Linked DNA regions of Homo sapiens: region 1 is linked to region 2. A link is a loop called in an ENCODE intact Hi-C map of the cell type or tissue named here. Cell type or tissue: heart right ventricle. All regions are shown on one strand.

What was found. A loop is a pair of places that touch in the nucleus more often than their neighbours do. Peaks named below come from ENCODE experiments on the same cell type or tissue, not always from the same donor. Only the 100,000 strongest peaks of a DNase experiment are listed, where the experiment ranks them.
Region 1: a loop joins it to region 2, with 5 times the contacts of the local background. A loop is called at or near these places in 35 of 110 quality-filtered maps.

The regions. Positions count from the first base shown.
Region 1 is chr13:30,128,681-30,136,680 of GRCh38, reverse strand. No RefSeq gene overlaps it. Among named protein-coding and RNA genes, the nearest start is that of LINC00384, 20 kb to the left of the region's middle. In heart right ventricle, CTCF peaks have their summits at 3,765 and 3,964 (motif pointing left); a DNase peak (open chromatin) is centred at 3,940; H3K27ac peaks cover 339 bases.
Region 2 is chr13:30,861,151-30,869,150 of GRCh38, reverse strand. No RefSeq gene overlaps it. Among named protein-coding and RNA genes, the nearest start is that of LINC00545, 17 kb to the left of the region's middle. RefSeq lists enhancers at 4,825-5,773, 5,774-6,724. In heart right ventricle, CTCF peaks have their summits at 3,409 and 3,613 (motif pointing right); DNase peaks (open chromatin) are centred at 3,670 and 6,228; H3K27ac peaks cover 2,612 bases.

The DNA.
Region 1 (8,000 bases), 730 kb after region 2:
CTGTGGATTGTGAGGTTGGAGCACAGGGTGCCAGAGGCAACAGACGTGGATTGTAGTCTCATCTCTATCACTTGTTATCTGTAAGATCTTGGGTTAGTTTTTCATGAAAACCTCCAAGCCTCAGTTATCTCATCTGAAAAATGGGGATAACAGTATTTACTTACCCCCCAGGGTCGCTGGGAGGATAAGATAACATGCATGGAGTGGAGGGCCTGATCCACTGTAAGTGTGTGAATTAACACCATCTGGCATCACTGCCACTTCGTTAAGGCTGGAGGCACCAGATGGGAGCGCCAGGGAGAAGATGCCTTGCCACACAGCTGGCTGGCGCCAGGCTCACCCTCTCCTGAATCCAGTGGGTCTCTCTATAACTGAGCCAGTGGCTTTTAAAAAAATTAATTACTTTTAAATTAAGTTCATGAGAGGAAACAGTTTCAAAGCTGCCTCCAGTCCTTGTGTAACTCTTGTCACAGTGGGAGAGACGGTGAGTTGAGGGTGGGGACGGGGCTCAGGGTGGGAATGGAGAAGGAGACAGGGAAGGAAGGAGGGTTGGCGGCCTCTGGGGTGGACAGCAGGAGGCCTGGGCACCTGCCTGGGGTTCTTCCTCCAGCTGCCCACTACACATCTGCACTTGGAGGTCAGCCCTGGATGGAAAGAACTCTTGGACTTCCCTGCAAACCAGTGTCCGCCCATCTTCCTTGTCTCAGTAAATGGCCATCCAGGCATCTGCTTATTTAGGCCCCAAACCTCACAGGCATCCTTCACCCCTTCATCCTTCGTCCCCTACAACCAGAATCAGTTGGCAGGTATGTGCTGGCTGCTCTTCCAAGATCGTTCTTACATATATTGTCTTCTTGCTCCCGCTAATGCAGATGTTAGGCAGAAGGAGGCCATGCATCAGCAGGATGGCTGAGACCAGGTGGAGAGCAGGCTAGGGCCAGCTCAGGCAGATGACACCCTCAGTCACCCCAGCCACCCCGGGGCTCCAGCACAGTCCCCCACTGCCCTGTCCCCCAAGGTTAGAGCCACCATGGGAAGGAGGAGAGCGAGGGCCTGAGAACCCAGCTGAGAGTGCAGCAGTGCGGGGTGTCTGTCTCCCCCTTGGGCTGGAAGTGGCCCTTTCCCAAGGTTTTCCCGGGAGTGGAGTTGAAGTCTCTGTCTATGGGGGCTTGAGCCGTGCAGGGCATTTTCTCTCACACTGTCCCTGGGGGCAGGCCACATCCCTTCTTGCCTGGATCACTGATGTCCAGTGGCTCATTGGTTTGGTTTCCTCGCTGCCCCTCTCTGGCCCATTCTACAGCCAGCAGCCAGCGTGACCTCCTGAAAACACGCATGGGGTCACATTCCTCACCAGATTCCAGCCTGTTCCCACCTGAGACTGAAGCTGGGCCCTTGGCTGGAAGGAGCTGCCCCCGCAATGGTTGGAGAGCTCTCCTTGCTAATGGGTGTTCAACAATCAATGCAGATTTGGCTTCACACGGCTTCCCCAGGCTGGTTGCCTGCCCTGCACCACCCACACCAGCGCTGCCTCCCCAGGTCAGCTTTCTTTTCCATGTTGCCCTGTTTTGACCACATTTCTCACCCACTGGATTTATCTTCCTCCTTTAATCACTCACTTGCGTGTAGTTGACTTGCTGCTTCTCTCCTCCTAGGGCTCAAATTCATTAGAGTGAGGGCTTGGTCTTATACCCCGCTGTTCCTGGCATATAGTAGGTGTTCAATTAAACATCTGTTAGGGGGTGGAGTTGCTGGCAGGGAACACGTTGTCCAGGACCTTTCTTTTTGCAGAGGACTGAATAAGCTCATAAGAGATGGCTTTGTGTCTTTCTCAGGAGCTGCCCTAAGGCTTTGTAACCCTCCACATTAGGACTTTCTTTCTGCTCTGTCAGGCTCATATTTGTTTTCACTGAATCATGGTTTTACAGCCAAACCAGCACAGCATAGCAGTTAAGGCTAGGGCAGGGGTTTGGCTAGAGCAGGGGTTTGGATGACAGTTAAATCTGGGTTTAGAGCCAGGTTCTGCAACTTGCTAGCTTTGCAAAGCTCCGAAAGTTACTTCACCTCTTAGAGCCTCTGTCTTCTTGGCTGTAAAGTGGGGTGTCTTACAGAGTTGTGACAATTCAATAAAGTGATAAAAACAAAGCCATTAGCACAGTGCATGGTAGCCAGAAGGGCCACAAAATATTTCTCCACTATTATGAGATCTGAAGATGGTGGCAGAGGGCGCAGTGCCTGGCTTTCTGGAGATCAGTGGATGTCTTTATGGCCACTGCTTTAAATCCTCTGTGGGTGACCTTTCCCCTGTTGTTCGTCTCTGCTCACATGGATGAAGCTGAGGCCCCCAGAGGAACCCTGGAAGCCACAGAGCTGGCAGGACCTAGGGCCCCTGCCCCTTGCCCCTGCTGACGGAAGGAGTCACTCACTGAACGAGCTGCCCCATCTGGCAGGAGTGTTGTCTGTCGGGAGGCCGTGTGTCCCTGGTTACAATGCAGTCACTGTCCAGTGGCCTGTCACCGGCCAGGACAAAGCTAGCCTGTTTTGGTCATTAGCTGTTGCTCTTTCAAAATAAAGAGAAGCCACAACTGAGTCTTTACCGAAGTTATTTTTAGATTTCTGGCTTCATAACAACCCTGGAATTTCTTATTTTCTCCTACTCTTCCTTTTATTTTGTTTTATTTTTTTTAAAAGCAGACAAGTCAACCTAGAACATTGAATAAATAACCCACCAGAGACAGCACGGAACGATCCGAGGCCACAAAACACATCACTTGTCCCTGGGTGATCTAAGGAGGTAAACGAACCTCTTTGGTTACAAGAACCTCAGCTGTCCAGAGACACCTGCCGGACACAGACTCCACTATGGGGCTCCCAGCTCTGGCCCGGTGGCTAGACGGGGCGTCAGGACAGGGCCACCACCTCCTGGGCTGGCACTGGAGGCGTGTTTCCAGCAGGTGTGTTTCCAGCGGTTGCTTGCTTTTTGTCCTGGGCCTTATCAACAGGGTGGAGTGAAAGGGAGCTTCCAGGGGAGGGCTCTCAAAGAAACACGCCTGCGCGGCCCTGCGGCTGGGGCGTCCCAGGCAGGCAGCACAGGCGGTCCTCACTGAGCTCTGTCTTCTGCTCCAGAAGGAGGATCAGCCCCAGAACCACAGGGAGATGCACTTTTACCAGGACCCATGGGCTCCCTCCCGGCAAGGACCAATAAAGTGATTAAATGAAAAGAAGTAAAACCCTCGGCTCAGGCAGCCAGCAGAGGCTGGGCCTTCAGGGTCACTAAGGATACGTGCAAAACCGCCTGCCCACAGCGCTGTGGCCTGCCTCGGTTGACAGTCACGCATAAGCCGGCCTGCCTTAGGTGGCCGAGGAAGGGAAGAAGTGGAATCATGGAAAACATCCTCCCAGTGGACAAGGGCGTCAAATGGCTGGTCCTCCAGGACAGGAGAGAAGAGAGTCTAAACCAAGAACCCCAGCCCGCTGGCTCTGGGGAAAGAGGGTGGCTGGAGAGACTGCCCCGGCGGCCTAGGAGGAGTGATCCCCGGGACCTTCTCCCAGCACGGCCCACCCAGTGCAGGGACGGCAGCGCCACCAACTCTCTGGGCTCTCGGTCCTGCCTCCGGGTCCCCGTCGCTATGGCCTGGACCTCTGCCCCCACCCAACATGGAGCCCCTTAAGAGCAGGGACGGGTCTCACTCCTCTCTGCCGTCCTCACCCCGGCTCTACGTCCAACCCTCAGTGAGTGCCCCCCCAAGTACTGAATAATGAATAAACGCATGTGCACCGAGGACGTGCGAGGCGTTCGTTTCTCCACCAGCCCTTCCTGGCCCTCTCTGCAGAGGCAAAGGCTGAGAGGAGCTTCCTTGCCAGTTCTGGGGGCGGGTCCCTGGTCAGGCGCGTTTCATCTCAGCACACAGCAGCCCAAGCGAGGCTCTCTCTCAAACAAGGAGAAGCCGCCCCCTGCTGGCCGCAGCCGATAGTGTCACACAAGGCAAGCAGGAGCCCTCTCAAAGGAGCCGGCTGCCAGCTTGGTGCTTACAATGGGCTGGCTGTGCAGGAAGAATGAGTTCAAGAGAGCTATTGTACAACGAGGTAACTAGAGTTAATAACAAGATATTATATCCTTAAAAGTTGCTAGGAGAGTAGATTTTAAGTCTTCTCATTGCAAAAATGGTGTGTGAGATAATGCATAATTAGCTCGATTTAGCCAGTCCACAAGGTACACATATTTCAAAACATTACATTGTACACGATAAATATAAACAATTTATATTTGTCGATTAAAAATAAATTTAAAAACACAGTTTTAAAAAGCTGAGATTTTCCTCCCCTTCTATTTTACTCATTTCTTTCCTATACCCAAACTCCTGCCATTTCCAGTTACTAACCCTGTGAATACTAGGTGAAAGTTAGCAATTTGTGTTGGATATAATTTCATCTCAGAAGACAAGGAAAAGGTGAACAACTATAGGAAAGGAAATAAAAAATAATCATTAAACTCTCAAAACAAACTCACCACCAGGGTTATGAATTTTTAGAACTGATCATCTATTTTCATGTAACAGAGAAATTCATATTCTTTGAGAAGGAGCTATTTCTTCTCTAACACAAAAGGGAAAGCGTTTATTAATAACTGACATTTGACAAGAGGGCACGGCATGTGCATTCCTGTTTGTGGGTGAGTTTGGTAAACAACAAGTCTCTTTTTTTTTTTTTTTTTTTGAGACGGAGTCTCGCTCTGTCACCCAGGCTGGAGAGCAGTGGCACAATCTCGGCTCACTGAAGCCTTCGCAGCCTCCATCTCCTGGGTTCAAGCGATTCTCCTGCCTCAGCCTCCCAAGTAGCTGGGATTACAAGCGCCTGCTACCACGCCGGCCGGTTAATTTTTGTATTTTTTAGTAGAGACGGGGTTTCACCATGTTGGTCAGGCTGGTCTCAAACTCCTGACCTCAGGTGATCCACCCGCCTCAGCCTCCCAGAGTGCAGGGATTACAGGCGTGAGCCACCGCGCCTGGCCAACATCTCGTCTTTTGACAACAGCCTCTCTGAAGGTTTGGGTCCATGTGCCTAGCATGGCCACAAGGGGTGCAAGGTCTTGGAGAACATGGGATAATTTCTTGGTTTCAGAATTCACATCCAGGTTTTCAATATCTTCATTTTGTTGTGATCATGTTAAATAACTTCCATTGCAAAAGGTGCTCAGAACCTGTGCCGAGCTAGTGTGAGTGAAGACACAGCTTGTCCTTGCAAAGTTGCGTCTGCAAACAGAGCAACCTGATCTTTGAAGGTATCCTGGAAATCCACAGAGAGAGCTCCTTTCCCATCACTCAGCTCAGTATTAGCCGTGCATCACAGTGAAAAGAGCGTGGGTTTTGGAGTCACACAGGCTTCTGTCCAAATCATGGCTTTGCTGTTTGCTAGCTGGGACTCAGGCCGCTTCTTTAGCTTCTCTGAGCCTGATTCCTCTTCTGTAAAATTGAGGTACAATGTAGAACATAAGGTGGTGGTGACAATCAGGTGTGGCATTTATTTGTTTTATTTATTTATTATTTATTTATTTGAGACGGAATCTCACTCTGTCACCCAGGCTGGAGTGCAGTGGCACCATCTCGGCTCACTGCAACCTCCGCCTCCCGGATTCAAGCAATTCTCCTGCCTCAGCCTCTTGAGTAGCTGGGACTACAGCCGCGCGCCACCGCACCCGGCAAATTTTTTGTATTTTTTAGTAGAGATGGGTTTCACCATGTTGCCCGGGTTGGTCTCAAACTCCTGAGCTCAGGCAATCCACCTGCCTAGGCCTCCCAAAGTGCTGGGATTACAGGTTTGAGCCACCGCGCCCGGCCCAGGTGTGGCAGTTCTAAAGGTGGAGGTTACCTCCGTAAATGGTGCCCAGTGATTATTAACGGTGTTTGGCCACTATCAGTTCTGGGTGTCAGAGATGCCTACAGCACACAGGGATTACATTTCTGTTGACTAAAAATCTACACTAGTTTCACAATTGGATTATGAAGTTTGGGTTCTCAGAGAGATACTTTTCCTCCTTTCTTTTCTGGAGTGACACTTTTATCCCACCCTGCTGCAGGGCAGTCCGTGAGCATCGAGGCTTCCTCAGGCCTGTGCCTTACCACCTCCCTGATGTGAATTGGATTTGCTGTCACTACCTTAGCTGGTAGTCTTCAAACTATTCTGACCATGCTTCTCTATGATGAAAAATGTTGGGGCAGGTGTACCCTCATCTACGTATGTTTATTTTAAATTACAAATATGCGGCCGGGTGTAGTGACTCACGCCCAGCACTTTGGGAGGCCGAGGTGGGCAGATTGCTGGAGCTCAGGAGTTCGAGACCAGCCTGGCCAACATGGTGAAACCCTGTCTCTACTAAAAATACAAAAAAAATTAGCTAGGCATGGTTGGCAGGCACCTGTAATCCCAGCTACCTGGGAGGCTGAGTCAGGAGAATTGCTTGAACCCGGGAGGTGGAGGTTGCAGTGAACTGAGATTGTGCCATTGCACTCCAGCCTGGGTGACAGAGGAAAACTCTGTCTCAAAAAAAAAAATTACAAATATGCATACATATGCACACACATATTCTACTGTCCATTTATTTATCACATATTTATGTAACTCAAGCTTTTATTCTTAAACAAAATAATTATGAATAGAATTTTTACTTTCATCTTCCCATATTGGAGTAGATTTACTTGGGCATCTGCTTCGGAGACCCCATGTCCTCAGGGTCTGGGAAGGGTCAAATTGCCCAGCCTCTAGACACCATGATTCCCTTCATCCTGGCATCACCACATCACCATCCTGCTACTCTCACAGGAAGCTACATTTCCCTCAGTTTCCAAGTGTTCATGTCTCGATGACATGAGTGGATTTGCCATCCATTCATTGATTGAGTCATGAGCCCTACAAACATTCATGGGGAGGGTCCTGTTGAAGAAACTTCACATTATGCCCTGAGGTAAAGAGGGGGGAGGTCAGAAGGGTGTATTCGGATGGCCTCTCTGACTTCCTGATGCTAACAGCTTTCTCAGAGGTTATTGTGAGGCCCAACCACTATCATGCTTGGAAAGCTCCCAAGGCGGAGGAGAGGGGCATGTGGTGAGGACTGTGGGAGGGTTATTGCCTCTCCTGCATGCCACTTCCATCTGTCTATGGAATAGCAGTTACAATACCTGCATCTGCACCAATGATGCTTCTGCTGCCTTCCCAAGGATGGTGGAGTGTGAAGTGCTATGACCACCCTCAGCAATGAATGTTCAAGAATCACTCACTGATCACATCATTTATGATTAAGATTTGGACACTGATATATAACAACTATTAGTGATTCTTTGGAAGACTGGTATGCATTTCTAGATTCTATTCACTTAAAGTTTTAAAAGTTTTAAGCAATTGGCTGGGCATGGTGGCTCACGCCTATAATCCCAGCACTTTGGGAGGCTGAGGTGGGTGGATCACCTGAGGTCAGGAGTTGGAAACCAGCCTGGCCAACATGGCAAAACCCCATCTCTACTAAAAATACAAAAATTAGCTGGGCGTGGTGGTGGTTGCCTGTAATCCCAGCTACTCGGGAGGCTGAGGCAGGAGAATGGCGTGAACCCAGGAGGCGGAGGTTGCAGTAACCCGAGATTGTGCCACTGCACTCCAGCCTGGACCACAGAGCGAGACTCCATCTCAAAAAAAAAAAGAGCAAGATGAAACTTCATGAAGACAGACCAACAGCATGGAAAAAAAGGATGACTAGAAAGGAGAAAAGTGAAAACTGCAGGAATAGTCAAACTGCAGAGCCAGATGGGGTTCATCAACCAGCGATATGCACATACAGGTTCTGAGACAGGAAATGTGGGCTGCAAGCATGAGCAGAGCAAGATGGGAGAATCTTACACCTATTCAATCAACACAGTGGTGGTTTGCTAATAATTACACAGACGTTCTGCCAAGCCATACACCCTACCTGCTACAGCTAGTTAGTGTTGCCATTATCATCACTGTTGCAACTG
Region 2 (8,000 bases):
TTCAACTCAGTAGGAACTGAACTGAAGAAATTACCTGTCTCCCAGCCCAGTTCTTTCTCTGGTATCATCTGTCTTTATTAATGCTCCCTCATCCACCCAGTCACCCAGAAACCTGGGATCATCCTAGACTCCTCCCTCCTCATCATCACCACTGTGCCCAGTCCTTCCAGCCCCTCTGAGGGCTGGGGTCTGAGCCAAGCTTTTGACTCAGAGCTTTCCATTTACTCCTCTCCACAATGCTATGGAGAAAGCACTATTTTACCTCTGCCTTAAAAATGAAGACACCCAGTCTGGGCACAGTGGCTTACACCTGTAAGCCCAGCAATTTGGGAGGCTGAGGCGGGCAGATCATTTGAGGTCAGGAGTTTGAGACCCAGCCTGACCAACATGGTGAAACCCCATCTCTACCAAAAATACAAAAATTAGCCAGGCGTGATGGTGCATACCTATAATTCCAGCTACTCTGGAGGCTGAGGCAGGACAGTCCCCTGAACCCAGGAGGCAGAGGCTGCAGTAAGCGGAGATTGCGCCACTGCACTCCAGCCTGGGCAACAGAGTGACACTTTTCCCCCCACCCCCACCAAATACACACAAAGACACTCAGGCTGGGCATAGTGACTCACACCTGTAATCCCAGCACTTTGGGAGGCCAAGGGAAGAGGATCACTTGAGCCCAGGAGTTCAAGACCAGCCTGGGCTACATGTCCTAAAACATTCAAAAATGAGCCAGGTGTGGTGGCATGTGCCTGTGGTCCCAGCTACTTGAGAGGCTGAGGTGGGAGGATCACTTGAGCCCAACAGTTCAAGACTGCAGTGAGCTGTGATCACACCACTGCACTCCAGCCTGGGTGACAGAGCAAGACCCTGTCTTAGAAAAAAAAAAATGAAATGAGGACACCCAGGTTTAGAAAGGGTAAGAAATTTGCCCAAAGTCACACACGGAGTAAGTGGTGGTGTTGAGATTCCCAGCCAGATGAGCTGACCCCAGAGGAGACAAACATCTTCCTGCAGTCAGCCAGTACCCACTCTTCACAGTACAGGGCCCACGAGGTGGAGAAAACCCATTTTATAAGGAGAAAACTGAGGTTCAAAGCAGGTGGTGACCTGAACCAGGCCCACCAGAGTTACGACTGCTCTCACTCCTCTATAGCACAAGCTACCTTTGAGAGAACAGAGCTCCGGATCATTTAAGAGGTTTCCTTCTGTTCAGTGCCAACTGAGTTTAAAATTCCCGTGTGAGTTATGATTATCATTTCCATTGATTCATTTCCATTGATTGAGAATAAAAAGAAGTGGTTTATGTTGCAGCATGAAAGATCTAAATTAGAATTTTTAAAAAAAACCTTCTAGATCTGGAGAGCTGATAGATTTTTCATTTCCTTGCTAAGGGAGTCTATGCAAGCTCTCTCTGGAAATCCTTTGAAATGGCTTAGAGACCTGATGTAGCTAGAATGAGTTTGGAGGAATCCAACATGAAGGTAGCCCAATACTAGGTTGCAAACAGGCTAGATGCTTTTGGGTTTGTAGACATGTTTGATTTGGAACTCCCAGTGTTTTACATGAAAATCCCAAATTCTGGCTTCTTTTGAAAAACCAGTTGATATGACAACCCAAGCCTTTCTGCCCCAGTTGGCCACAGTCCATGCTGGAGCAGGGTCAGCCTGCCTCCTTGGACAGGGCCGGCACACTCCACTTGGCCTCAGCCCCTCCAGCCAGCTTACCTACTGATGTTACCTTCCTGGGCTCTTTAGGCATATGAATTAGTGACCTCAGATGACACTGGTAGGGTCAACCTTTCAAACGTGCACCTTTCCACTTAGCCAAAATCTGAGCTATGCCAGACATTTTGTTAGATAGCATCAGAGCACGGACTAGAAGCTGAATTGCTCTTGCAGTGAAAGGACTGATTCCCACACTCCTATTTTATCCCTACATGAAAACATGGCAAAATCAACTTTCCTTCTTGCTTACCTTCTAGGAAAATCAGAAGTATTCACCAGGTGTTGAAATAGAAACTTATTTCTTATAATTGCCAACTTTGCTGCACTGAGTCACATGTTGATTTCTACCTAATGAAAAATCCAGAGCAGGCTGGAGTCTGACAGATAGAGCCCGATTCGCTATTTACTCTGGTGCTAATCACAATCATGTTTACAGGAAAATGCCCTCATCTGCTTCCAGCAGCTCCAGCCACTCAGCCATGTGAGCGCTGTCTTCAAAGTCAATTGCCTGTCATTTTGCTGATTTATGTTGAGCAACTGCAAGGACCCCTCGAGGTATTTGTAGCTAGCTTGATGATTCCCAGCTTATAAAGTGGCAGTGGGCAGAGCATTTCAGTTCAAATTCCCATCAAGACAGAATTTAAATCCCCAGCCCTGCTGCTCATATTTGCAATGTGAGCACTTTAGATAAGCAGAAACCATCAAACCCTAAATGCTGGGGGAAATACAACCTGGATTTCTTCAAATGGAGCCTAAGCCCAAATCTTCTTTCAGACCTTGGATAGGAAAGTGATTCTAACAGTTTTTAAAAGAGTGATCACATATGCTTTTTCCCAAGAAGTATTAACGACTGAGGCAAGACGGGCACTATCAGATTAGATTGGAGAAGCCGGGAAACGAATTTCCCTCACCGCCTGCCTGGATTCTTAACGTTTCAACCAGCAGAATCTAATTTCTTTGGAATTACTTGCCCTCTAACAGAAGTTTTCTTTTTAAAATGAAAATATTGCCGAAAAGGGAGACCTATTAAATTACTAACCCATTAGCTTCTGGTTTAGCTTCAATCTTAGAGAAGCCCAATTCCTTCTAAACCTGTCTCGCCCTACACTGAAAGTGCTGGAGGTGCAGATCTCAGTGCACTGGCCTTGGCTGCTGAGATTCAGGGAGGTTAGATGGCGGGTAGAGTCACCCATGCGCTGTGGGATGGGGGTCCCTTCCATGCACTCTCCTGGCAAGTCCTGAACCACCAAAGGTGTAAGTGGATGTATTTTTCAGGTTCTCCCTTACAGCACTTTGAAGTCAAACACAAGATTTAAGGATTGCTCACAGCCTGCATTTTCTGTATTTCTGCATTTCTTGTTCACTCAACGTCTCAGGTATTTAATTACATACTCACTGTTAGGGCTCAGGGAAGCTGTTTAGAGGTTCAGCTCAGCCCCTTCGGGTCACAAAACTGAAATACAGTGACTTCCCCAAAGTCAGCAAAGCTCAAGGATCCTTAAGAACCCAGACATGTGAGATACTGAGTAATCCAAACTGAGGCCAACTCCAAAAAAGGGCTCCATTGACTCATCTTTCGGTCATCTCGCTCCAGCTCTCACTTAGAGAAAGTGCGTATTTCTTCCATTTAGAAAAGACTGCTCACGCTTTCCATGTCATTACATTTCTTTATTCCTCTCTTTATATTCCAGCTGCCTTTCTTCGTGTTTTTTGTCACTTGCCCTATTTAGCCATCTCCAAACTAGCTACCTGCCTCCGTGCCATGGAGCATGCTTTTCTGCAGCTCGGCCTCACGATTCTAGGCCAGCTTTTGCACCCCCTACCCCCTCCATGCTTATAAAACTGGGTTCCCTGCTCCCTTTCTGTGTGCTGTTATGCTTCAGAAGCGCCACTGGGTGGCAGTGTCTCAGAGCAGTCCTGGGCCCTGCAACGTGGCTTTGGGCTGGGCTGCTGGTTGCTTGTCTGTTACAGCACAAACAGGCCTGTGTGGACAGGCAGAGCAACGAGACAGCCACAGTGGTGCTCTGGAAAGGATGAGTATTAGATATTAAGGAAACGAGGGACAGAGGTCTGCGTACTGTGTCCTTTCGGAGCTTGCACTAGCCACAAGGCTGACATCTGCCGTCATTCTAACAAAGGAATCTCAAATCCTGAGGCTGTTTGGGAGGTGTCCTTGAAAAGAATGACTATAACCCTTTGCCCTCCCTGTTTTGATTTTCAGCCTACCATTGGGCCCTGATTCATCCATAAAAACAACAACCAAAAAATAAAAAAAAAAGGCAATCCCCGTGAGCATTGTGTGTTTGCTGGACAGGATAGTAATGGCTTAATCCTTCTAATGGCTTTGGTCACTGCAGGATATTAGCTATTAGAAGGGTCTGTTTAAAAGGGGGTGGTGGGGGAAGGTAGGGCCATCTGCTGATTATAGCATGCATGAGGAATGAAGGGAACATTTAAAGAGACACCGTCCATTGATTTAGACACAAATAATTAGTTTGTAGTTGAAAAGGCATATTTAGGGCTTGAATTTTAGTATCTGAATCATTTGCTTAAAGTGCAAATGTGATGTCTCAGACTGGAGATGATCCCAGGAACTATTTGATTCCACCTTTCATGCTTTTTGTAAAGAACTTCTCCGGAGACTAAAAGGAATGTGGCCTGAAATGCATCAACATTGACGTCATGGCTTGGAGTCTGTGGAAGTCAAACCAAATGTTTTTATTATAAACAGGTCAGCCCAGGACCAAACTGTGAAGTACATGTTTGATTTCCATGTGTCCCACCCCCAGCCCCAGCCTTGGCCTCTGCACAGAAAATAGTTCCCAACATCCCACCAGGTGGCCCAGCCCCCTCCTCACTGACTCCCCACTTCACCTTCCCTTCCAGGCCTGACAGCAAACTAAAGCAAAAGAAATCTTCCCAAGGATCGTGGCATATTAGGAAATGAATGCACGCTCTCCATTCAGGAAAGCTGGGGGCAGGCCAACCTCACCTCCCAAACGGGAAAAGCCTAGACTAGAGGTGAGCAGAGACCTGGCTTCCCCTCTAGGCCAGGCCCTGGGTCCATAGGCAACAACTGTTCTGGGAAGTGGGAATTTTATACAGCAATTCAATGAGAAGGAAGATGTGGAGGGATGTATTTGGTATCAAATGCATCCTGTCATCCCACAAAATCAAAACTTTGGTCCCTGAACCAAGAGAACATAAAGCCTTAGGGAAAGACATTTCCTGAATATTGAGAAGTGAATACTGAATAATGTAAGGTGGCGTAGGCTGCCTGTAGTGTCCCGGGAGTAGGTGATGCAGGTGTTGAGAGACAGGCACAGAGAAGCCACCCAGGGAAGCAGAGTCATGGAAGCCACCACGGGAGAGATGAAACACAAGTCAGGTCTTGAAGGAAGAGTAGATTTACCTGGCAAAGGAAAGGAGGGAGGGCATTCCTCGAAGAGCTTATATTAGCAAGATAATGGAGAACGGGAACACACAAGAATGAAAAGATGGCTTACATGGTTGAAGCGGAGAGTCTGAGAAGCGTAGTAGAATAGGTGGCAGTAGATAAGGGTAAGATGGGGAATTCCTGAAGTTGGCTTTTTTTAGACTGCAAGGAACAGAGACACCTGATGTACCTGAAGTGAAGGGGATTGACTCTGAGATGCAGGAATGAGGCAGGAAGAGCACACAGCCCTGCGTCTAAAAACGCAGGGGCAGCCACATTGCCAAACTCCAGGGAGACGGGAATGTAATGTGGGAGCTGAGTATTTTAAAACTTCGTAAATTAATTAAAAATTTGAGGTATGGTAAGGCAAACAGATAGGAGACAACTGCCAGTAAAAAGATAGCTTGTTACTCACGGTTTCCAAGAGGAGAGGACATGCTGTGCCACGTGGGGAGGGGGCACACAGGGGAGCTCCAGAGCGAGTCGGGAGGTCGCCAGAGAGGCTGGACCTGTGGGCGGGGGCCCTTATTGTGGCGCATGCTGGAAGGTGTGGGCAAGGCAGAGCAGGCAGGCTCAGGGTAGGCTGGTTTTAGTGGGCTCTGGGGTATATGGGCTGTCCTTAGTTAGAGACTTGGCCCTGCGGAAGGAGTGATTGGGGCAGGTGAAGAGGTGGCTGGGGTGGGGCTGTGGAGGGGTTGGTTTGCATTTGAAAAGCACATTGTAGGGGGTTGCAAGTTGTTTTCTATCTTTGGAATAATTGGTAACCCTGGGAGGGACAGTCCCTCCACGGCCAGCAAGGCCCAGATGTCAAAGCATCAGAATATAGAAAATAAAAGACGCAATTACTGCACCAAGAGAGCATTCAGAACACGATGTCACTCTGGCGGTGCCCTCGTCTGTGGCTGCCACCAGTGCTCCGGATTGGGTGACCAGCCCTCAACCCCACGCTGACTCTCCTCTGCGGCTCCTGTCTGGAGTTAGACTCCCAGGAGAGGATCAGCTTGTCTCCGTGGCTTCCAGCCAGGCCTGGCTGCTCCTGTTGGGCAGCTCTTTATGTCCGGCCGCGCGTGCCGGCTGCCCGTGAATCAAGCACCCACTCGTTGTCTACTCAATTTATTAGTGGGTCTCTCGGCTTGGCAAGCTATACTCAGAGCCTCCCGTTGGGGGAGGCCTGCACGGGGAGAGACATTCTGAGGATTCCGAGAAGGAGGAACTATGACCAGCACCTCACTTGGCTTTTCCCGTAGAAAGCTTTTGGAAGCCTGGAAATGAGTCTGGGTAACAACTGCAGAAGTGCCCAAGGATTTAAACAGGGCAGTGACATGGGGAAGCATCATTTTTATGAGGAAGATTAATCTGACAATAACATGTGGGACCCACTGGAGAGGGAAGAGGATGCTACAGATCCCAGCACCTGGGTGGGGGGACCACGGGACAGAGAGAAAGGGGAGGTTCCCAAAGAATGGCTGAAGAAAGCATTGACAGAACTTAGTGAGCAACTGGCCGAGGAAGGAGAGGAAGAGGAAGGCACATTGAGACTGCAAGCCTGGTGGGTAGAGAGGAAAATGCCTCACTGACACTGACAATAGCAAAGTATGCAAAAGGAGCAGAGATGACGGAGATTCTTTTTAGATATATAAACTTGTATCGGGAGATGGACACCAATAGCCCCCAACTGTTGCTGAGTGGGAAACAGTGTGTCTGTAGCAATGAGACACTTTGCTGAGTAGACAATTTATTAACTCTTACTTTTTTTACTCATGAGTCCAGTAGATCCATGAACACAATGACCGCATTTAGGTTTTTCCAAGTTTTCTCAGAGCCCAAAGTCTAGGTCTTGAACTCATGGAGATAGGGAGTAAAAGGATGGTTACAAGAGGTTGGGAAGGGGGAGGGGTTGGGGGGTGGCAGGTGAGGATGGTTAATGGGTACAAAAAGTAGTTAGAAAGAATGAATAAGGTGGGATGCGGTGGCTCATGCCTGTAATCCCAGCACATTGGGAGGCCGAGGCAGGTGTATGACTTGAGCTCAGGAGTTCAAGACCAGCCTGGGTAACATGGCAAAACCCCGTCTCTACCAAAAATACAAAAAAAAAATTAGCCGGGCATGGTGGCATGTGCCTGTGGTCCCAGCTACTTGTGAGCTTGAGGTGGGAGGATTGCTTGAGCCTAGGAGGGTGGAGATTGTAGTGAGCCAAGATCATGCCACTGCACTCCAACCTGGGTGACAGAGTGAGACTCCATCTCAAAAAAAAAAAAAAAAAAAAAGGATGAATAAAACCAAGTATTTATAGCACAACAAGGTGACTATAGTCAATAATAATTTAATACATTTAAAAGTAACTAGAAGAGTATAATTGGATTGTTTGTAACAGAAAGGATAAATGCTTGAGGTAATGAATACCCCATTTACCCTGATGTGATTATAATGCATTGCATGTCTGTATCAAAATATCTCAGGTACTCTATAGATACACCTACTTTGTACCCACAAAAATTGAAAATTAAAAAAAAAAATAAGTCCAGGTGTTGGGTCCAGTGTAAATAGGTGCTAACCATACTTATTTAATGTCTTCTGCCCACCTCTGTCCAAGTATGAGTTTTACATAATTAGAAGCATGACTCATACAAATATATACTGAGCACCTGATAAAGACGGATTTCACTCACGAATGAGGGAACCAACAGGGAGGTAAAACTGCCCAAAGACTATTTGTGGAACAGACACTTACATGCTTTCTCAGGAAAGGAATATTGAAACAGGTTTGCTAAGTTAGCTACAAAGCAAGTTATTACCCTGCAGGGCAATATAACTACGACCTTTTAGGTTATCTTTTCCACTGG